Regions from separate parts of the Mus musculus genome. Here region 2 is linked to region 1. A link is a loop called in an ENCODE intact Hi-C map of the cell type or tissue named here. Cell type or tissue: heart. All regions are shown on one strand. Links, peaks and the distances in the headings refer to the core of each region. The heading gives the core; the rest is flanking DNA. Region 1 holds the start of Pgam1 (phosphoglycerate mutase 1). Region 2 holds the start of Frat2 (frequently rearranged in advanced T cell lymphomas 2).

Region 1 (10,981 bases), core at 1,600-9,599:
TATATAATAAATAAATCTTTAAAAAAGAAGAAGGAGGAGGAGGAGGAAGAGGAGGAGGAGGAGGAGGAGGAGGAGAAGAAGGAGAAGAAGAAGAAGAAGAAGAAGAAGAAGAAGAAGAAGAAGAAGAAGAAGAAGAAGACAGATAGACAGCTGAGACTTATGTCAAGCAAGTTTATTAAAAAGTTCATCGTCTTACATGTTTTTTTGCGGGGAGTAGAGGTCAGCAGAAAGCTAAATGAAGCAGTGCTGGCAGGGGACATAGGATACCTCAGGCACAGTTGATGACCATAGTCCTTCTGGGGAGAAAGCAGGGTTCTCAGGACCCAAACTCTTAACTCCTAGGAGGCCTAGGCTCCTTGCCAAGTCAGCTCCTGGATATGGACACAGAACTAAAGTTCCCTTTGTCCTTTCGCCAGGACCTCTGGCAAATCTGACAAAGCCTCAGATTGGTCAAGCTCCTGACAGACTACAACAGGAAGAGAGAGAAAACTTCCCTAGAAACTTTTGTCTGTAGGCTCCCTGTGGAATTTTTTTTTTTTTTAAGATTTAGTTATTTTTATGTATATGAGTACCCTGTAACTGTCTTCAGACATACCAGAAGAGGGCATCAGATCTCATTACAGATGGTTGTGAGCCACCATGTGGTTGCTGGGAGTTGAACTCAGGACCTTTGGAAGAGCAGTCAGTGCTCTTAACCACTGAGCCATCTTTCCAGCCCCCCACCGCCACCCCCACACAACCACTCTTAAAGGGAGAAGGGAGGGCCTAGCTGTGTAGCGCTGTGAACTATGAACCCGTCTGTGAAGATTTGTTCCAAACTGAATACTGAGTTGCATCTTCTCCCAGTGCCAGGAAGGAGGTGGTGGGTGCTAGTCAATGCACAGAGGAGGCCCCTGAACAGTTTGCCTTTGTGTTCTGGTTTCTCATCTATAATTTTTTTTTGGGGGGGGGGGGAGAGACAGGAAATCTTGTAGCCAGCCAAAGCTGCCCTTGAACTGATCCTCTAGCCCAAGCGGCTGGGACCAATGCATCTCTGTCTATTATGCTCATTTTAAAAGATGAAGCTCTCAGCAGTTTGAGATGAGATTCTGCAGTTTGAGGGCTGTAAAGTAGAAGAGTGGCCTACACTTTAATCCCAGGACTTGGACCAAGGCAGCAGCAGGAGGATCTCTATGAGTTTGAAGCTGGCCTGGTCTATGCAGTAAGTTCCAGGTCTACCCAGGCCAGCTAAGAGCTACATAGTGAAATCTTATTTAAAAAAAAAAAAAAAGTTGTGAATCAAATTCTACCCCAACTTTAAGGTCAACGGATTGCAGCAAGCCTGTGGGTGCCACAGGCATAAGAGTGTGGCTTTTGAGCCAGCCGGTCACGGTTGAACTCAGTTCTTGTAACCTCAGTGGGACTGTCTGTCTATCCTGCTTTCTCATCTATAGTGTATGTGGAACAAAAGTGCCTGCTTCAAAGGTTATTATGAAACTAGATGCCTTTAATCCCAGTACTCAGGAGGAGGAGTTCAAGGCTAACCTGGTCTATACAGCAAGTTTCAGGACAGCCAGGGCTGTACAAAGAAACCCTGCCTGAAAAAAACAGAAGGGGGGGGGAGAAAGAAAGAAAGAAAGAAAGAAAGAAAAGAGAGAGAGAGAGAGAAAGAAAGAAAGAAAGAAAGAAAGAAAGAAAAGAAAGAGAGTGAGAGAGAGAGAAAGAAAGTAAGAGAAAAAGAAAGAAAGAAAGGAAGGAAGAAAGAAAGAAAGAAAGAAAGAAAGAAAGAAAGAAAGAAAGACAGACAGACGGGGGGGGGGGGGAAGGCGTTAATACGCATAAAGCACAAAAGCACTAACTCTGTTTAGTCTGTAGTAGGTACTTGACCATCTCATGTTAAAACTTTTCTTGGCTCTCTGTCGAAAGTACAGAAAGTGGCTCAGTTCTGTTGTCAATTGTTTAAATGTGGATTTTGCTCTCCACTAAAAGGACAGGAATTCATGACACTATCTTAGTATCTTAGTAATAGGCCACTGTCTGGCTAATGTTTAATGCTCATGAAGAAGTTTAATGGAAATAAACTAAGAGTCCACAGCCTGGGCAGGAGAAATTGGTCCTAACAAGTGGATACTAAAATTGGGGTAAGGAGAGACAGACATTCCTTTTTGTAATGTTGTAAGGGCCTAACGTTTGCTTCTCAGAAGGACATGAGCCTGTACACCTACACAGGAGCTTCCACACACTCTCAGCTACAGAATCAACATTTAGTAGAAGAAAAGGGATATAGAGCTGTTCTCTTGGGGCTGGCGACATGAGATGGCTCAGCAGGTAACTAACTGCTCTTCTGAAGGTCCTGAGTTCAAATCCCAGAATCACATGGTGGCTCTCAACCACCCATAATGAGATCTGATGCCCTCCTCTGGCATGTCTGAAGACATCTACAGTGGCCTTATGTATAAATACATATTTATTATTTATTATTATATAATATGTAGTTATAAATGCATATGTATATATTTATTATTGTACTATTATTTTTATAATAATAAATAATAAATTTATGGGCCAGAGCAAGCAGGGCCGACTGGAGCGAGCTGGGCCTACCAGGACGAACAGAGGTCCTAAAAAATTCAATTCCCAACAACCACAGGAAAGCTCACAACCATTTGTACAGCTACATAAAAATAAATAATAAATCTTAAAAAAAAAAAAAAAAAAAAAAAGCTGTGCTCTAACTGGCGTGATGAACCACGCCTTTAATCTAGCACTTCGGTGGCAGAGACAGGAAATCTCTGAGTTCTAGGCCTGGTCTACAGAACTTGTTCCAGGACAGTCAGGGTTACGCAGAGAGACTGTCTCAAAAAAAAAAAAAAAAAAAAAAAAAAAAAAAAAAAAAGCAACAAACTAGAAACAAAAAACAACAAAACAACCCAAAAGAACAATGTTCTGTTGAAGGGAAATAGCAACAACCCACGTTTAGGTTTATAGAGTATTTTACAAGTGAGGCTGAGACGTCTTATGACTTGTCCGAAGTACAAGTTAAAAGGAAAAGGGTGTATATTGGAATTGCGCAGGGATGGGACTGTGGCCTGGCAGGGCTGAAGAACTGGTCAGAGGATAGTTGATCATCCCTAAAGAGGAAGCGCGGCGTGTCCAGTCGGCGCCTGGAGCTCAAGCTCGCAACCAGCACCCTCCGCGCTCCTTGCTTACGTGCGCTCCGTGACTGCCGGGTAGCACGCGGGTACCGCTACGTACAACGCATGCGCACTGCCGCCGCGGTGCACTACACCCCCCCCTTAGCAGGCCGCAGAACTTGCCTGAGGCGCATGCGCACACGGGGCGGGCGGCGGTCTGTCGAGCGAGTGGAAAGATTTCGGGGAGAAAGTGCGCGGAAGCGGGGCGGGAGACTGTAAGTGCGCAGGCGCGACCGGGGCGGGGGGCGGGCTGCGAAGAGAATCTCGGCGATCCTCAGTTGCTGCTGCATCCTCTGCCCGTCGCCATGGCTGCCTACAAGCTGGTGCTGATCCGGCATGGCGAGAGCGCCTGGAACCTGGAGAACCGCTTCAGCGGCTGGTACGACGCCGACCTGAGCCCGGCGGGCCACGAGGAGGCGAAGCGCGGCGGGCAGGCGTTGCGAGGTACGAGCGGGACGAGCGCTGTGTGGCGTACTGGGCCAGCACCGGCCTAGGGGTCGCCTGAGCCCCCGGGCCCTCTCGAGAGGCGGGCACTTCGGTCGGCCTCTGCAGTTGAATTTTCATCTGGGGAGGTGAACGCAGGGTGGGGAACCCGCTTGTCAAGGTCACCCCGTTAAGTCTGAGAGTCTGTGCCAGAAAGAGGGCACAGCCGCCGCTAGGCTAAAATCTGTTCTTCCGGTCCGAGCAGCCCCACCTGTGGCGCCCAGGACCCTTTAGGGTACCACGAGGGCCTAGGGCGCCTGGCGGACGATTCCCCGTGACATCAGTGGCTGTACCGGAGTATACTTGAGGCGCCTGCCCATCATGGCGAAGCGGCAGGTCACGGGCTCGCCCTGGGTAGTGGGGGGGTGTTAGGTGGGGATGTCTAATGGCCTTTGAGACAACCTGGAAACCGCGTGCTTCGGAGAGCTTTGTAGCACAGCAGCAAACCACAAAACCGAATCCAGGAATGTGAGTGGGTGATTTCAGTTGATGCTCTCTCCAGCCCTATGAAGCAGGCAGATCTAATTTCCCTCCTTTTTACCTCTCTCCGTCCTCTTGTTATAGTTTAGAAAAGTGACTGGAAAGATTTGTCCAAGGTCATACAAAACTTAGTTCTAATCCAGTGTCCTTGCCCCATTTCTGGGTGGAGTAACAAGTAAGTGTGAGGAACTGGCGGGCCCTTGGCCAAGGACAGAGGCAGAGCAAAGGGTGAAAGCGTCCAGGAGATAAGCTCGCCTTTGCCTATCCATGCTGGGTGCCCCGCACCACCCACAGTTCTCTGTGATTTTGGAATGCTAATAAGAAAGCAAGGCCTCCCCGCTCCCTGTAGTGAAGAGGCACTTCTCTTGGTGATTAGGGCACATCCTAACTTGGACACGGCAGTAGCTGTGTAAAAGGGTTGCTCATGCCTACCTGAAGTGATCTTGTGTCTTGGTTGCCCTCCCTAGCTTCTTGTACACCCTTTTCAGATGAGGGAAGATTTTGAATACGAATTCCTGAGGCAAGGAAACATTGCTTTTTGAGATGCATGGCCTATGTAGGAGAGGCTAGAAAAAAGGAAAGTACTGGTTAAGGAAGCCATTTTCTTGAGCTCTGTGCCATGAAGCACTGTGTAGACCTGTGGTAGTTTGCTTATGCCTAGCTCAGGACAAAGTTAACTGCCTCTGTTCTCTGGGTATAAGATGATTATACGTTGAGCTGGAAAATAACAAGATCCATTTCAACCTTAAATACTATAGCACTAAGTTTTAGAACCTCACACGTTAGGCGCACATGGTGTTGCATGCCTGTAATTTTTCTCAGCACCCAGGCAGCTAAGAAGGGAGGCTATAGAGCATGGGCCAACTTGGACTACACAGCTGGACTGTCTTTATAAAGCTACTGTAAGTTTAGCATCTCCCAGAGATATCACAGATGATTAAAGGATGGAAGATTAAAAGCAAAAACCGACTGAGGGCTCCTGTGGATAATTGAGTAACAGAAAAGACCCAAGGTGCATACCATTCATTCCACCAGTGTTCCTCCTGCAGATTTCAGAAGGAAACTAGAGAGGCCTCCATGCAGCCTCAGGCGGAGGAAGGCCAGGGGTGAGGGGGCGAAGGGGGGGATGAGAGTCCATTGTCCCCCTGGCTGTACTTTGGATTAAATGGGTGTGTCTTTGTGCTTCTGATGCTATGGCATTCTTGCCAGGGTCCTCAGGGGGTACCACTTTGTCCTTGGGGACTATTTGGAAATAATTGCAGTGAGACAGCAGCCTGTAGCATCTCATCACGGGTGCTGAGGCTTGTTCTGTGGGTGACTCAGCCTTTTGTTGGGGAACATCCCTCCTCTCCTGGTTAAGGAGATGGTGAAGGCTGTGATGATGGCTGTCAGTTCTCATCAGCTTGTCCAGAGGCTCGGGGGTGAGATTGTCTTTCCTTGTGGGTGGTAGTGGTTTTCCTGGTATTAATCTTCCCTGTCCCCACTAGCTGGTCTCAGTGGCCTCATTGTCAGTTGACTGACTGGCAGGAAATTTTACTTCTTTTTTTTAATAACTGTTGCTAGTCTCAATATGAAGCAATGCCCAGAAAAGTTTGTGGTTAAACTTGAAGAGGGCCTTGTGTGCTGGTGAACACAGGGGTGTGTCCTGGGATAAGAAAAGGGACAGCTCCTTAATTCAAAAATATAAAGACAAGTCCAACTAGCTAGGCTTGAACTCAAGATTCCCCCAGGCTCCCTCTACTGAGCTGGGATTAAAAACATGCTGCCGAGCCCAGTGCTTGTCTTTATTTGCTTGTCTGCTAAAAATGGGTTGAGAAGATAGTAACATCATAGGATTCTAGTGAAGACGAAATCACAGTGTGGTATGGGAGCATGAGCCCTTTAGAAAGGTTAGCTATGACTTAAAGAGTTCACATGTTTTAAAGATTTATTTATGTATAGGAGTACACTGTAGCTGTCTTCAGACATACCAGAAGAGGGCATCAGATCCCATTACAGATGACTCTGAACCACCATGTGGTTGCTGGGAATTGAACACAGGACCTCTGGCAGAGCAGTCAGTGCTCTTAACTGCCAAGCCATCTCTCCAGCCCCAGAGTTCATAATTTTATGATCCTTTTTCTTTTTCTTTTTTTTTTTCCCCTTTTGCTCCTTCCTGGTGTAGAAGGCTTAAGATTTATTTTATGTATGTGAGCACAATGTCACTCTCTTTAGACACACCAGAAGAGGGCGTCAGATCTCATTCTAGATGGTTGTGAGCCACCATGTGGTTGCTGGGATTTGAACTCAGGACTCTTGGAAGAGCAGTCAGTGCTCTTAACCACTGAGCCACCCCTTCAGCCCTTTATTTATGATCCTTTTTCACTAAAACAAAATTAAACCCATTTTTCTATTGAGTAAGCACAGGTCTGTACACATGTGCATGCCTTGGGGTGCATGTATGGGGGAAGGACAACTTGTGGTCATCACTCCTTCCACTGTGTGGGTTCTGGGGATTGAACATGGTTTCAATCAAAATGTGTTCAGGAGTTAGAGTAAGATGTATAGCCTCAGGTTAGTTGGTTAACACTGCATTATTGGAATTATTGGAGTCAAGAGGAAGTGTGCTATTTGCTGTAATGTAAGTCGACAAAATTTCACTCAAGGGATGCAAGGATAATAAATGCTTTGCCAAAGAGACTTCTGTATAAAATCCTTGGAGCTCATGTTAGCCTTGCTAGCTTCTCACTTGGACTTTTTTCCTTCTTTGAGACAAGGACTCTTTGTAGCCTGGGTTGTCCTGGAACTTGCGGTGGAGGTCAGGTTGACCTTGAACTCACAAAGCCCTGTTGTCTCCCTAGTACCAGGATCACAGGCATGTGCCACAATACCTGGCTCATTTGCACTTCTTAATTTCTAGATGCTGGCTATGAATTTGACATCTGCTTCACCTCTGTGCAGAAGAGAGCAATCCGGACCCTCTGGACAGTCCTGGATGCCATTGACCAGATGTGGTTGCCAGTGGTCAGGACTTGGCGCCTCAATGAGCGACACTATGGCGGTCTGACAGGTCTCAACAAAGCAGAAACTGCTGCTAAGCATGGTGAGGCCCAGGTAAAGATCTGGAGACGATCTTATGATGTCCCACCGCCTCCCATGGAGCCTGATCACCCCTTCTACAGCAACATCAGCAAGGTATGGTTACCGATGCAGGTGCGGTCAATTCATCAGCATTGAGTTAGCATGTGGGCCTCACTCCAAGTTCTTATTTTCCAAGTCTATGTGTATGGGTGTTTTGCCTGTATATATTGCCTGTATATATTGCCTGTATATATGTGCACACATGCTTGCCTAGTGCCTTTGGAGGTCAGAAGAGATCAGATCCTGTGGAGCTAGAGGTGGTTGTGAACCTCTGAGTGCTGAGAGCCAAACCTGGGTCCTGTGGAAGAACAGCAAGTGTTCTCTTTTAACAGCTGAGCATCTCTCCAGCCCTAGGCCTCTTTTGTGTCTACATCTTGTCATTAACCTTATAAAATTACAATAGTAATAAGTAATATAACTCCCATTGCTAAGTAATGACCTTCACTTGTTATAGGATTTAGTTAGAAGTTAGTATTGTATCTGAGAGGGTACCTTCTTTCCACATCTCCACTGCCATTTATAAAGCCATTTCCAGCCTTCCCAAGCTAGCAGCAAACTAAAGTGAATTGGGAAACCTTGTTTGTTTTGTTAAACCTCTTCCCTGGATTCTAAATTATGTGTTTTGGATTGGGAAATGAGGATGCAGAGCAGTGACTACTGATCATCTTGTTCAAGTTCTGAGCTGCATTCTGGACCCTTGAGGGAGATGTTCATTAGTCACGTAATCCCTTAAGATCAGAGCTAGGTAGAATTGATAGACATGAAGTGCAACTTGGAATAACTGGCGACCTTGAAATAAGCCTTTGTTGTTGTTTAGGATCGCAGGTACGCAGACCTTACTGAAGACCAGCTCCCCTCCTGTGAGAGCCTGAAGGACACTATTGCCAGAGCACTGCCCTTCTGGAATGAAGAAATTGTCCCCCAGATCAAAGAGGGGAAAAGGGTCTTGATTGCCGCCCACGGCAACAGCCTTCGGGGCATCGTTAAGCATCTGGAGGGTAAGTGTATCTTCTTCCAGGAGTCCGTAAGGATGATTAAACACAGCTGTTAGCATCAGACTGAGTTTTGTAGCAAGGAAACCTCTGGGGAAAGTATGATAGTGCAGATGGACTTAAAGACAAACTTGTTTCTTCCTTTCTCAATCTACGGTCTGCCAGCAGGATGTGGTGGCTTACACCAGGGAGGCTGAAGCAAGAGAATCACTTAGAGTTCCAGGCCAGCCAGGGTTATATAGTGAGACCTTGATTCTAAGGCAACAGGAAGTGCGTTACAAAATAGTGACAGTGGGCCTTTGACACTCTGCTATATATAGGATGTTCAGTTCAGAACTGTCACATGCTAAGTGACTCTATGCATTAACGTACATGCTTACTTGCTTTAGGAGTGCCGGCTGAAACTGTGATCATAATGATGCAGGTCCTAGAGGCCTTGAGGACCTAGAGGTGCAGGTGGCTAGGCTATAGGATGTTCCAGGAGAACATAGTCCTTTCTGCTTTTCCACATGTACTTTTGTAGGGATTTCTGTAGTGTAACTTTCTGCAGTTTGTTGGTGGCTCATCTTAGAATCTTGTATACTTTAGTCACTCTTTCTAATGTTAAGAGGCTTGAAAGTTGTAATTGGGGGCTGGTCCATGGGGCACTAGATCCACTAAGATCCACTAGATCCACAGAAAGGATGTTTTGTTTGTTCCTACTTAAGTGCTTTGCTATTAGTAGATAAAGAGTAAATCTATAGGGGATGTGGACTCTTTCTTGTGGCTGAAAATGGTGGCTCTTTTAGGTCTCTCAGAAGAGGCCATCATGGAGCTGAACCTGCCCACGGGCATCCCTATCGTCTATGAACTGGACAAGAACTTGAAGCCCATCAAGCCCATGCAGTTCCTGGGAGACGAGGAGACCGTGCGCAAAGCCATGGAAGCTGTGGCTGCTCAGGGCAAGGTGAAGAAGTGAAGGCGAAGAGGCAGACTCCTACCCCGACACCCTCCCTGCCTGTTCCTGCCTCCTGCACCCTCCCCAGCACCTGCCACACTGACTATGTCTTTAGGATTTTAAGTTTAAGTTGTAGCTGCAGATGGGGGCCTGTGGCTCCCGTTTTCATTGTAGTATTTTATCCCCTGCACCCACTCCCTTCATAGAATCTAGTCAGAATAACGCCTCTGGGGGTGCAGGTTCTCGGACCACATCGAGGGACAGCTCCCTGTACCAGGAGAGTTGAGAGATAGTAACTATAGTTTTTCTTAGGTCTTTGTTTACTAAGGGTCTGCTTAGGAAGAATTCAGGGAGGAACTGTGCTGTGGTGTGACCAATGAAAAGCTGCAGTCCAGTTTTGTCCCTGGAACCTGTCCTGCACTCTTCCTGCAGTTAGGTAACTGGGGGCATAGTCATTCCAGTGGAGAGTGGAAGTAACCTCATGGTGATTTTTAACCCTAATTTCTCTCTGACCCTAAAGGAGCTGCTGGCCCTAGAAGGTTGGGATCAATCTTGTCAAGTCTATGTTACACTTACTTTTACAAAAAAAAGTATATATACATATTATCAGCACACAAAAGCAACTCTGAGGTTGCTAGTGACATTTGAAACAGTCCTGTGTGGTCACCAGAAAATAAGCCATTCCTCATATCAGTGGGATAAACTCCTTGTACCTCTTGCTGTGTTTGGATCCCTTGGCCTTGTTTTGTAGAGGTGAAGTACCCCTGGATCATGTCCGAGTTTTTGTCTTTCACTGTCTGAATCATGTTCCAGCTGCTTGACCCTACCGTGTGGGTTCAGAGCTCGTTTGGGCGTAACAACTAAGTCTCTTTCCAGATCAGTATAATAAAGGAGTGATGTGCAATACTTTACTGTTTGTCTTGTGTCTGTGGTCTGAGAAAACCACAGCATTCAGTTTGAGATGCACATTAAGTTCTTGTTTTAAAGGTGCCAGAGGTGGCTGGCTACTTTGAGGGATCCAACATCCTCTTCTGGCCTTGGACACGGTGCACAAACATACTCACGGGGAAACACCCATACACATGAAAGTACACCTCACCAGCCATTAAATACACTGACGTAACCAAGTTGGGAAAGGAAACCAATAACTGTTGGATGTCCAACATGGCTTCCCAGAATCTCCTGTAGAGTTTAAGAATGAAGGATTGGAGGGGTGGCTCAGTGGTTAAGAGTACTTGTTGCTTTTGTATATAACAAAATCAAACCATGTGGGTTTGATTTCTAGCACACACCCACATGGTGCACATACAATACATACATACATACAAACGGGTAAACCAAAGAGTAAGTTAAGCATCAGGAGGCCTGGCAAGATGATGGCTCTGTAAACAGGTAAAGCACTTGCCATTTAAACCTAGTGACCTGGAGTTCAATACTTGTACTCACGTAAAGGTGGAAGAATGGCAGGGGCTGATTCCACAAAGTTGTGCCATGACCTCTACACCCATGGTACGAGCACATAGACACAGCATAGTTAAAAGGCAAGTGATTTTGGAATAATGGCTCCATGAGCTCATGTTTGAATATTTGGTCTAAAGTTGGTGGAAATGTTTGGGAAGGGTTACCTGTGCCTTTGGAGTGTCCCTGGGGGTGTAGACCTAGGATTAGGGAGGGACACCTAGCAATTGAGTTTGAAGTCAACCTGAAATAACACTATATTCTGTCTCAAAAAGCAGTAGATAGTAATGGCAGGTGAGTCACACTAGGTGATTATAGACCATCCTTACAGTGCTGGG
Region 2 (10,981 bases), core at 1,740-9,739, 68 kb before region 1:
CAAAACAAAACAAAACAAAAATAAATAAATAAATAAGTAAATCTACAAAAGAAAGTTCTAGATTATGTTCAAAACTAGTAGGTGGTGGTGGCACACACCTTTAATCCCAGCAAATCTCTAAGTTTGAGGCCAGGTCTACAAAGCTTCCATGAAAATAATAATAATGATAATAATAAAGTTTAAAATAAGTGAATCAAAAAATCACTACTTAACAGTGCTGATAAAGGGAAAATGAACTATCAACCCAGGTCACTGACCTGGATTTAGTCCATGTGCCCCGGACATCTGGAGCCTGGGGGCTTCCGAATAGAGGCAACATGAGCCTAGCTGCTCAACCATGTGATCCTAACTGCAGCGGCTCACCCTTCAGTATCCTTGGCTTCCCACCCTTGGTTCTGCTCCTATTTTCTGTCTGCTTCTGAGTGGATTCTCATCTTTGTCCCAGAAACCTGATGACCTGTTCTTTATAAGGTGCTTAGGATGGAGCCTGGCTCTTGGTAAGCTAAATACATTAGCCAGTGTTTTTATTGTTGTTCCTAAAGACCATTTCCCAGGTTTATCCTCAACTGCCAAATCCTTATCACCAACCCTTATCACTGAAGTCCTAGCCATTTGAGACTCTGGGCTGCTGTCCCTGGAACTTCCTGAGTCTCCTAATCAACACCCCCTCACCAACAACCCAAGTCACCTGATACAACTCAGCTTCTCCTGGTCACTTCCCTAGAGCTGTGCCCCCACTCCCCAGCTCAGTATTATCAGGGGAGCTTAGGCACCAGTAGAGAGGAGCCATTTCAACCCTGCCTCTCCACACCGTTCTGTGGCCATCATTCTGTCGTTCTCAGGGACCGAGTGTCCTAGCCAAAAGTCACTCCTGGGCTGACTACTAGGAATGGACCATTCCAAGATGCAGTATTTTTAGAAATGGCCTTTGCTTCCTCGGGTGACTTCACTGAGACACTTTCAGGACCTGCGCTGGCTCTAGGGATTCTCTAGCTTTTGCAAATGCTGAGATCACTACCAGGAGAATTCAGGTCAGGACCCAAGCAACCGTAAAGACCATGACCAACCTGGGGGAAGACATCACTCGAGCAGAAGGGACTTCCCCCTTAGCCTAAGTCCATGTAGGCTCTTTTTTTATTTTTAAGAATTTTTTGCTTGTTTGTTTGTTTGTTTGTTTGGGTTTTTTTGTTGTTGTTGTTGTTTTCGAGACAGGGTTTCTCTGTATAGCCCTGGCTGTCCTGGAACTCACTTTGTAGACCAGGCTGGCCTCAAACTCAGAAATCTGCCTGCCTCTGCCTCCCAAGTGCTGGGATTAAAGGCTTGCATCCTCCCTACCCTCCACCCCCCTACCCCGGCTTTAAGAATTATTTTATGTATAGGAGCACTCTGTCTTCATGCGCACTAGATGAGATCCTCAGATCACATTACAAATGGTTGTGAGCCACCATGTGGGTACTGGGAATTAAACTCGGGACCTCTAGAAGAGCAGCCAGTGCCCTTAATCACAGAGCCATCTCTCCAGCCCTCATGCAGGCTTTTGAAGGCCTTCTCGAACACATACCAACCTTAGAGACCATCTTTTTTTTATGCTGGACTTGTGAAACCCATCTGGTGTAATGAAATTCGTGTTCTTGTCACAGCCTTGGAGGGACTGGATGTGGGAAGACAGGCTGAAGAGTGTTTTTCAGGGAAATCAACCCTCTGGACTCCAAGCCTGGGACCATCTGGGAGGACTTTTGTATCCAAGTTGGCAGGACATTATTCACGACATGTGGCATATCGAAAAAGACTGGCTTGTGGGAGAGAGCTAAGCCCAGGACTACAAGTAGCAGGAGGATGACTGTAATTCTTTCCCCCATCTCCCCTCCTGCTATTGTGGAGGACCAGCCTAGTAAACCTATTATTTCTAGAACTTCCTTGGAATCTAGATGGAAATTATTGAAGCCACGAGTGTGTCCCTGAACAGTGTTACATGCGTTCATCATTAAAATGCTTTAGTCAGGCGTAGTGGTCCATACCCTTAATCCCAGCATTCAGGAAATAGACCTCTGTGAGCTCCAGGCCAGCCTGGTCTACAGAGCAAGTTCCAGGTCAACTAGAGATACATGAACTCAAACATACGGTCTCAAACAAAACAAAAAACAGAACCAAAATATTTCCTCCTTGCCTTGCCCCATCACCACCACAAAAGCCACGTGGGCAGGCTTTGGCCCAAGGCAAGAGATCAACTTTAAAAGCCTGAAGCCTAGATTCTGCCCTTCCACTGTAAGTTACAAATGGTGCCCAGCAGGGTATGTGCCCATAGCAGAGCTCAGTTCCCCTTTCCTCTCTTAGTTTGCTGGTTCCTGTAGATGTCTGTCCTTGGCAGCAATCACCATTCCGACTTCATTGCTGTAGCCGTTCTGGCCAGGCTGCAGTCTCCTAAGATGTCTGTCTGCATCCTGGTTTTGTGAGTCCAGGCTCATCTTACCAAGAACCTAGAATTCTGAATGAAACAGCTACACGCTGTTTGTTGTGTGCTTCCTGGGGATCTTCTAGTCCCTCTGTAGCAGGTCTCAGCCCTCAAACCTCATGTTCTTCTAGGGCATCTCAAACTCCAGCTCACCCTCCATCCCCAGCCATTGCATCTGTGTAGCTGATGCACAAAGTGTGTGAGAAGAGGGGGAGGGTGCTCTTGTGAATACTTGGTGAGCCTAGGTTTGTGGGATTTTCTTAAAAGACTTTATTAAATCCAGCTGCAGAAGATGTGGTATCAAAAAAGTCTCAACCGGGTGTGGTGGCGCACGCCTTTAATCCCAGCACTTGGGAGGCAGAGGCAGGCAAATTTCTGAGTTCGAGGCCAGCCTGGTCTACAGAGTGAGTTCCAGGATAGCCAGGGCTACACAGAGAAACCCTGTCTCGAGAAAAAAAAAAGTCTCACACGATCTAGGTGCGTACTTGGAACCCCTGTCACTGTGGAGGTTGAGGCAGGATGGCAAATCAACATCAGATTAGGTGGTGAGAAATGGGGCTAGAGGGGACTCAGTAGGTAAGTACTTGTACTTGGTATACAAACATGGGGAACTGAGTTTGCATTCTTGGTACCCACACTTAAAAAACAAAACAAAACAAAACAAAAGCTGGGTACAACAGTACTGTATACCTTTAATCATACCACTCAGGAGGCAGGGGGATCTCTTTTTGAGGCAAGCCTGGTCTACACAGTGACTTCCAGGAGAGCCAGAGCTACATAGTGAGACCTGTCTTGAATTAATGAATGAATAAATGAATAAATCATTTTAAAAGACAGGGCACGCAGTGGCTAGGGTAGGAAGCACACATTTGTAATCCCAGTATCTAAGTGCTTGGCAGGCTGAGCCAGAAGGATCCTGAGAGGTTGCTGGCCTTCCAGTATCGCTGAATTAGTGAGCTCAGAATTAGTGAATTCAGAGACAGACTGTCTCCATCCCCAAAATAAGGTGGAGGGTGACCAAGGAAGACATGATCATCTTTGGCCTCCACACACATGAATACATGTACTCGTGTTCAACCACAAACACATGAACCAAAAAAAAAAAAAAAAAAAAAGTTAATATAAAAGGGGTTGGGAAGAGTGCTTAGTAGCAGAGTGCCTGCCTGGCTTCTGTGAAGCTCTGGGTTCAATCTACAGCAACACACGCACAGTCACAATTTCAGTGTCTAATGGATGGTCTAACCTCAGCATCCTCGTCTCTGCAGAGTATGCCTACCACTCGGCGTATATAAATCCATAGGGTACTTACTTCCAAGAATGAGGAATTTTGGTTTGAATACTTCACCCTCCCAATCATTTAGGCAGGACTGTTCTACCAGTGAGAGAAGAGGAGCACAGGGTGGGGGTGGGGGCAGGGACTCGCTCATTATAACAAAGCCTGCAGGCGGCAGTAGAGTGATGCTGGAGTCCTCCAGCACTAGTAGGTCATCATGTTGGGTACCATAGGGGGAGATGGTACACAGCTAGAGGACTTGGTAGCAGAGGTCAGCTGTACCAAAATGTTGCTTTTTACAGGTATAAATACACAAGGAAAGCGGAGGTAAGGCCTGGGTTAAGAGTGAAATTGTCTCAAACTCAAAACAATCTCCAAAAAAGTTGTTAGGTATGACAGCATACACCTGTAACCCCAGCACTGGGGAAGGGGTATAAAAACAGAACTACCCACAGAGGCAAATCTGGGATGCATACAGGGATCCTGTCCCCCAAAGGGAAGAGTAAGTCAGGCAGTGGTGGCGCACGCCTTTAATCCCAGCACCTGGGAGGCAGAGGCAGGCGGATTTCTGAGTTTGAGGCCAGCCTGGTCTACAAAGTGAGTTCCAGGACAGCCAGGGATACACAGAGAAACTCTGTCTCGAAAAACCAAAAAACAAAAGAACTTCGATCTAATCCTTGTGACTATCCCAAATCATTCAATGACTGCCAAAGAAATGGCTCAATCTTGGGTTTTGCCAGATGTAGTGGCACAGGCCTTTAATCCCAGCACCCAGCACCCAGGAGGCAGAGGCAGGGAATAAGGCCAGCCTGGTCTACATGGCAAGCTTCAGGACAGCTTGGACGACACAGATCTTGTCTCAAAACAAACCAACGTTGGGTTCTTTCGCCCAATAGACCACGGCTGAAGGCTCCCATTCTTAGAATGTTCCCCTCCCTGCACAGCGCCTCCTTGTCCTCAAGTTCTCAAAGCATTCCCCGCCAAGCCAGACTACCCAAATTTGATGTCTAGGGCCTAAGTAGAAGGGGAGAAGCTGCCACAATCGCCATCTGATTTTCATAGGCTTTCCTAATGCATATGTGAACCCTCCATACACTGAACAAATCAATGTGTAAATGTATCAAATGCAGATAGCTGGGTGAAGTGAACACCGTTCATCCTGTAACCCCAGCAACTCAGGAAGCAGAGATAGGGAAAAATCTCTGAGTATGAGGCTAGCCTGATTGACCTACACATAGTGAGCTCTAGGCCACTGAGAACCTATCTCAGAATGTGTGTAAAAGAAAATACAAGTCGGGCATAGTGGCGCATGCCTTTAATCCCAGCACTCGGGAGGCAGAGACAGGTGAATTTCTGAGTTTGAGGCCAGCCTGGTCTACAAAGTGAGTTCCAGGACAGCCAGGGCTACACAGAGAAACCCTGTCTCAAAAAAAAAAAAAAAAAGAAAGAAAGAAAATACAGCCAGAGATACTCAAACATACCGCCTCCAGGAGTTAACTAAAGCATAGCGCTAGCCCCAGCCCCCCAGTTACCCCAAGTACAGATACCTCACATAGGTCTTCTTCCCCCTCTTAACTCCAAACAAAAACAAAGACCATTTTTTCAAAACAAAAACCAAATTTATTCAGCAGACATTTTAATTATGAATCCTATAAATCAGGACCACCACAATTTCAGACACTCCGTTGCGAAGTGTACATCAACAGCCACATCTGGAGGATGACCGAGCCATTGAATCATAAAAAAAAAAAAGTTTAGCTACCTTAAAGTTTGGGATGGCACCTGAGGTGCCCCTCGGGGTTCACAAGAGGAAAAGCCAGCATTTTCTCCTCTGGGAGTCACATTTTAAAAAAGTTTCAGTCACTCACCAAGAACTGACAGGTTTAGCAGGAGAGGCGCCCTCCAACTCTGCAGAGGGTCAAAAGAGCAGAAAAGTGTGCCCACTGCTTTCCCCCCTACACACACACACACACACACACACACACACACACCACAAACACAATGGCCGCAGGGAGATCAGGAGGTTGCTTATGACCATTTCTGAGAAAGCTGGAGCTATGGCCAAAGAGTGGCCTAGCAGAAGTAGTTCTGGAAAAGCAAAGCACAGAAACCGCAAATAACTCTTCCTACAAGGATGGCCATGTCGGCCGTGTCCTCGGGAGACTCCACGCGGTGGCAAAGGGACACTCCGGTCTGTGCTTGGCTCCAGAAAAAGACACTGGGGTGAGCGCTCCCAAGAATCCCACAACACTCCACTCTACCAACCTGACCTTGAGTTCAAGTTGGCAAGGTCGAATCAATTGCATGTCCCCATTTAAACTCATCTCTCCCCACCTTCAAGAATTCACCAACCAGGTCCCCAACCTTCATAATCACAAATTAAGCAGGGGAAAGCAAGCGTTGTCAACCCACCAACATAAATCTGCCAACTTATGTTCTTCACCCTAGAACCGCTCTGCTCTGCAATTGTAGCACCATATTCAGAAAGCTTCTGTACCCGAAAATAACGAGATCATATCTACTATTGGTTTTTCAAGTATTGTTAGAAGCCCTCCCGATTCCCGCCCCTGCGAGCCACATCTATAAACAATCCAAGCACACGATAAGGGCTAAGTCAGGTCCAAGTGGATTAAGTAGCTGCCACAGTTCAACCGGTAGATCCCAGGTCCTCGGCTGCTGGTGCTACTCAGTAGAGTCCGTTTTCTCTAACAGCCTCTCGCGGCCGGTAACTTTGAGGCTGTAGCCCGAGGGATGGACGACAGCTCCTGCTCCGCACAGTCCCGGGCAAGACACTGTTGGATCAGCGTAGCGGCGTCCTCTTCCTCCTCCAGGGATCCCCTGTCAGAGCCAGGCGCCCGAGGGCTGCAGAGTGACTGAGTCCGGTCCGCTTCGGCCACCCCCGGACCCCGGAGCGCTCGCGGGGCTCGTGGCCGCAACCGCGGCGACCGCTCGCTGGAGTCTGCGCACCGCCTCCTTGATGAGGTTTCCGGAGAGCACGAGCTGCTGCAGGAGCCGGTGCGGGTCGTCGTCGGCCGCGCGCGCTCCGCCTGCTGTCCACCGCCGCTGCTGGATTCGGTGAGAAGCCACGGAGCCGGGGAGCCACCCTCGCCGCCCCGGCCCGGGAAGCGCGCTGGCACCCGGGGCGATCTCCGCAACGCAGTAGGGCGCCGATCGGCCCCGCACACGCCCGCGCTCCCCCAGCACGCAGCGCACGGCCCCCGGAGGCGCAGGGTCCCCGGTCTCTGCTGACCCCGTCGGCCGCAGCAGCCGCCTCGCTGGGGTCCCGGTCTTGTCCGCCGACAGCGCCGCCAGGACCCGCGGAGGCGCGGGTGGGGGACCCGGGGCGGCACACGGCGAGGCCGGGCGATCGTGCGCCGTGTCCAGCTGCAGCGTCTCGCCGATCTGGACGATGAGCCGATCCACGTCGGTCGAGCCGCCCAGAGTCACCGACTGCTGCAGCAGGAGGAAGCTGTCGTCGTCCTCCTCCCCCTCTGCCTCGTCGCCGGCTTCCTCCTCCTCCTCTCTCCGGCAAGGCATGGCCCCCCGCCCGGGCCCCCGCGGCTGTGCGGGCGTCGCTGGCAGCTCGGTTGGCCGCGGGCTCGGCGAGCCGCGGCTGGGGCGGGAGCGCGGCGGAGGCCCAAGCCGGGCCAGGAGGGGGCCGAGCCTGGGGATGCGGAAGCCGGGACCACCGGGCAGAGGTACCGCGCGCCTTAGAGCCGCGGGAGCCGGAACGCTGCCGGCTTGGGTTGATTTGTAAACAATGGGTGACGTCGCGCGGCTCCTACCACCGCGCGCGACCGTGGGGGGAGACGTTCGCTAGAAGACTTAGGGGCGCGGGACGGCGCAAACCGTGCGAGACCACTGCCCACACTGTCTGCCCAGAGATAGTTTATATGGTTGCGAGCGATTCCGGGGACGGGGCACCGACTTCGCCGAGCCCAGGTCCTAGGACCTCTCGGTCCTAGGAGGCACCCTCGGCGACTGCCAATTGGCTGCTCCCACTCGCGGACACACCCCCAGCACACCCAGCCCCTCCTCTGCCGCGCCCGCTCCAGCCCCACGTGTGGGTAACGCCTGCGCTGGCCCGGGGAGGGGCGACCCCGACGGTTGGGAAGCCGACCCTGTGGTCAGAGCTTCTCAGACTTGCTCCGGTTTCTCAGAGCTACATCGAATTGACTTTTTTTGTAGTTCAAACGAAAATGTTCTCGTAACCATAGGATTCAAACGAGATTAACAGGCTTCCCCCCCCCCCCTTCATCCTCCTCTTTGTACATTATACAGCCACACACAAAAGCATTGCAGTCGCATTAAATTATAAACGCTTTTTCCGGTGACTGCACGCGCTTTGAAAACACTGTACCGATTACGTAAGTTTCCATTAAGTACTTGTAATTGTTTAAATTCCTTCAACGGTTGCTGTTTCTCTGAGTTCGCCGTTGTAGTAAGTGTGTGACTAATGCTCTTTCCCATAAAACTTTTCCAAATTTATGATTCATTTTTCAGAGTACATTCCTAAGAGTGGAGTTTTAGGTCAAAGGATAAGAGTTTTTTTTAGTTTGGCCCTTTTATTTTTTGTAATATGTATGGAAAACCTAGAACTGGGTGAATACACTCTTATTAATATGTGATATACGTCATTCATTGAAACGACTAGAATTTAGTCATTGAAAACCTTATTGTGTATATGAGTCATGTTACAGGTGAAATTGACATTTTTCAGTTTGCCTGTTATATATATATATATATTTTTTTTTTGGTTTGGTTTGGTTTTGGTTATGGTTATTTATCTATTTATTTTGGTTTTTCGAGACAGGGTTTCTTTGTGTATCCCTGACTGTCCCGAAACTCACTCCGTAGACCAGGCTGGCCTCGAACTCAGAAATCCACCTGCTTCTGCCTCCCAAGTGCTGGGATTAAAAGCATGCGTCACCACTGCCTGGTTGGTTTTTTTTTTTTTTTTTAGACTGGGTTTCTCTGAGTAGCCCTGCTGTCCTGGAACTCACCCTGTAGACCAGGCTGGCCTCAAACTCAAAGATCTGCCTGCCTCTGCCTCCCAAGTGCTGGGAGCATCCTGGCTAGCTTCCTTTGAGACTTCTTTTTTTTTTTTTTTTTTTTTTCTTTTTTCGAGACAGGGTTTCTCGGTATAGCCCTGATAGCCCGGGCTGTCTTGAAACTTACTCTGTGGACCAGGCTGGCCTCGAACTCAGAAATCCACCTGCCTCTACCTCCCAAGTGTTGGTATCAAAGGCGTGTGCCACCACGCCATTCTAACAATGGTAGATCTAGTCTCCCTACCTTGTTGCTGTTATTTGGAGGGTTTTGTTTCTTTCTCAAATCCATCCGTAATTTTTTTTCTTTTTGTTTTTTTTCGATTGGTCTTTGATTCAGGGAGATGAGATGAAATTAATTTTCTCCCCTCCCTTCCCCCTCGGCTTGCCAACCAGGGCAATATTTCCTGGTTGAAACAGAGGAGTGTGGTCGTTACACAGAGGCTGTGTCCTGAGTTTCCAGATGCTGGGAACTGGTGGGTATGAAGGATGGGTGGGGCTGGAAATATTCTGATCTGTCTTATGGGAACCAAAAGAGCTCTAAACAGGTTGTACAAAGACCTAGATTCAAGTCTCATCCCTACTACAAACTGGGTGTGGGACTCCTGGCCAATCAGTTTACAGGTGTTTTCACTTGTAAAATGGAAAAAAAAAAAAAAAATCCCTGCCCTGCCTCCTTTGGAGATTGTTTTCAGGATCAAACGAGGTGATGGGAGCAGGCTTTGTCAGGCATTACACAAATGTACTGTGGGATTAGGCCCAGTGCTTTACTGACTCTGGGCTCTCTTCCAGCAATTTCCCTGGGGAAAGAGCTAATATCTTAATAATAAATGTTATCCCCTGAGCCCACTAAGTAATGCAGACCCTGAAGGCAATCCCACTAGGGCCGGAATGGCCCTTAGAATCCTAGACTTTGTGCTATCTGTCGACTCTGCCCTGGAATGGGTTAGGGACTTCCTGAAAGCACTCTCCCAAATTTCAAGGTGTGTCATAACTACAGCAGTTCGGCAGGTTTGGCTGAGAGCACCTTCCCATCAGGCAGCTCCCTCCTCCATCTCCATCTCCATCTCCCATCTCTTCACACTCTTTTACTGTTGAAAACCGGAAGCTGTTCTCCCCAGAGATAAAGTCTCATTTTCATTCTGATGGTACTTACTGGAGAATTTCAAGGAGAATGAAAATTACGAGAGGGCTTATGGATTTCAGCAGAGTTAAGATGGCAATTCCACACCCCCCTTCTCTGCTCTGTAAGATGATGCCTGGCTGTAAGTAGAGAAAAGCAGTTTTATGCTCCATTGGCTTTAAACATTAATGGGTCTGGCAAAGCTATTGTTTCTAACCCAGCATCCCTGGAAGTTGTTTTGTCTTCCTGTCAGAGTAATTCCAACAGTGTTCTTACTACTGTAGGGAATGGAGCCGTGAGAAGGCGTTTAAAAAAAGAAGAAAGAGAGGGGAGAAAAAAGCCTTCCCTTTGTAACGTTGCTTTTGTGTGGAGATTGCTATGTAAATATGCCGAGGTGCAGATGTGTTAGACGTTCATTACAGAGCTGAATGCCTTTCAGTAGGAGCCCTGCTCCATTTTCTCGGCCACTTCTCTGGAGAGCCTGGAAAGAGATGCCTGTGCTGGGCCAGTGGGAGGTGGAGAGGAGTATCCTGGGTTAGGAAGCAAAACACAAAATGTGAGAGAGGCCCAGATGCAATTAACAGTAACGAGAAGGTATCCAAAGAGGAAGTAATGCAAGCGGACCGTGGCTGGCACCCTGGCTACCGGCCTGGAAAGGAGACATTGCAAGCATTCAGAGTCCTGCAGTAACCTAGGACTCCGGGGCTTCAGCATTCCTTCAGGCCACAGAGACACCACCCGGGCCTCATTTTAACATACCTGCCTCCAGAGACACCAGCTAGGGTAATGGGGAACCCATTGGGTGAGGTCACTTCATGTGTGTGTGTGTGTGCTCCCATTGCTAATCTGTAAGATAGGGGATGCTGTATTCTGGAAGGCTGAGGGTTAGTACTAGAGTGGAGTTACACCCTAGGGAGCAGCAATACTTTTAGGATGTTGACATGCGAAAAGGGAGTGCTGCCATTGGTTGATGAGCGGATAACAAAGGAAGCAGGAACGGTTCCACTCCTGGTAAGAGATTCAATCCAGAGCCCTTTAAAAACAAACAAACAAACAAACCCAAAACAACAACAACAACAACAACA

What was found. Peaks named below come from ENCODE experiments on the same cell type or tissue, not always from the same donor. Only the 100,000 strongest peaks of a DNase experiment are listed, where the experiment ranks them.
Region 2: it touches region 1 in a loop (2.2-fold over the local background); 2 of 42 quality-filtered maps call a loop at or near these places.

What each region holds. Positions count from the first base shown.
Region 1 is chr19:41,908,570-41,919,550 of GRCm38, forward strand. Pgam1 (phosphoglycerate mutase 1) reads left to right here and starts at 3,302. Exons shown (of 4, transcript NM_023418.2): 1 at 3,302-3,617; 2 at 7,036-7,310; 3 at 8,074-8,254; 4 at 9,037-10,096. The coding sequence starts at 3,479. The coding sequence ends at 9,206. In heart, for the core only: CTCF peaks have their summits at 6,141 (motif pointing right) and 6,341 (motif pointing right); DNase peaks (open chromatin) are centred at 3,292, 3,982 and 4,332; H3K4me3 peaks cover 4,083 bases; H3K27ac peaks cover 3,036 bases.
Region 2 is chr19:41,840,650-41,851,630 of GRCm38, forward strand. It overlaps Frat2 (frequently rearranged in advanced T cell lymphomas 2), which reads right to left and starts at 7,483. Exons shown (of 1, transcript NM_177603.3): 1 at 5,323-7,483. The coding sequence starts at 7,262. The coding sequence ends at 6,567. In heart, for the core only: a CTCF peak has its summit at 5,889; DNase peaks (open chromatin) are centred at 6,682, 7,462 and 7,752; H3K4me3 peaks cover 2,924 bases; H3K27ac peaks cover 2,655 bases.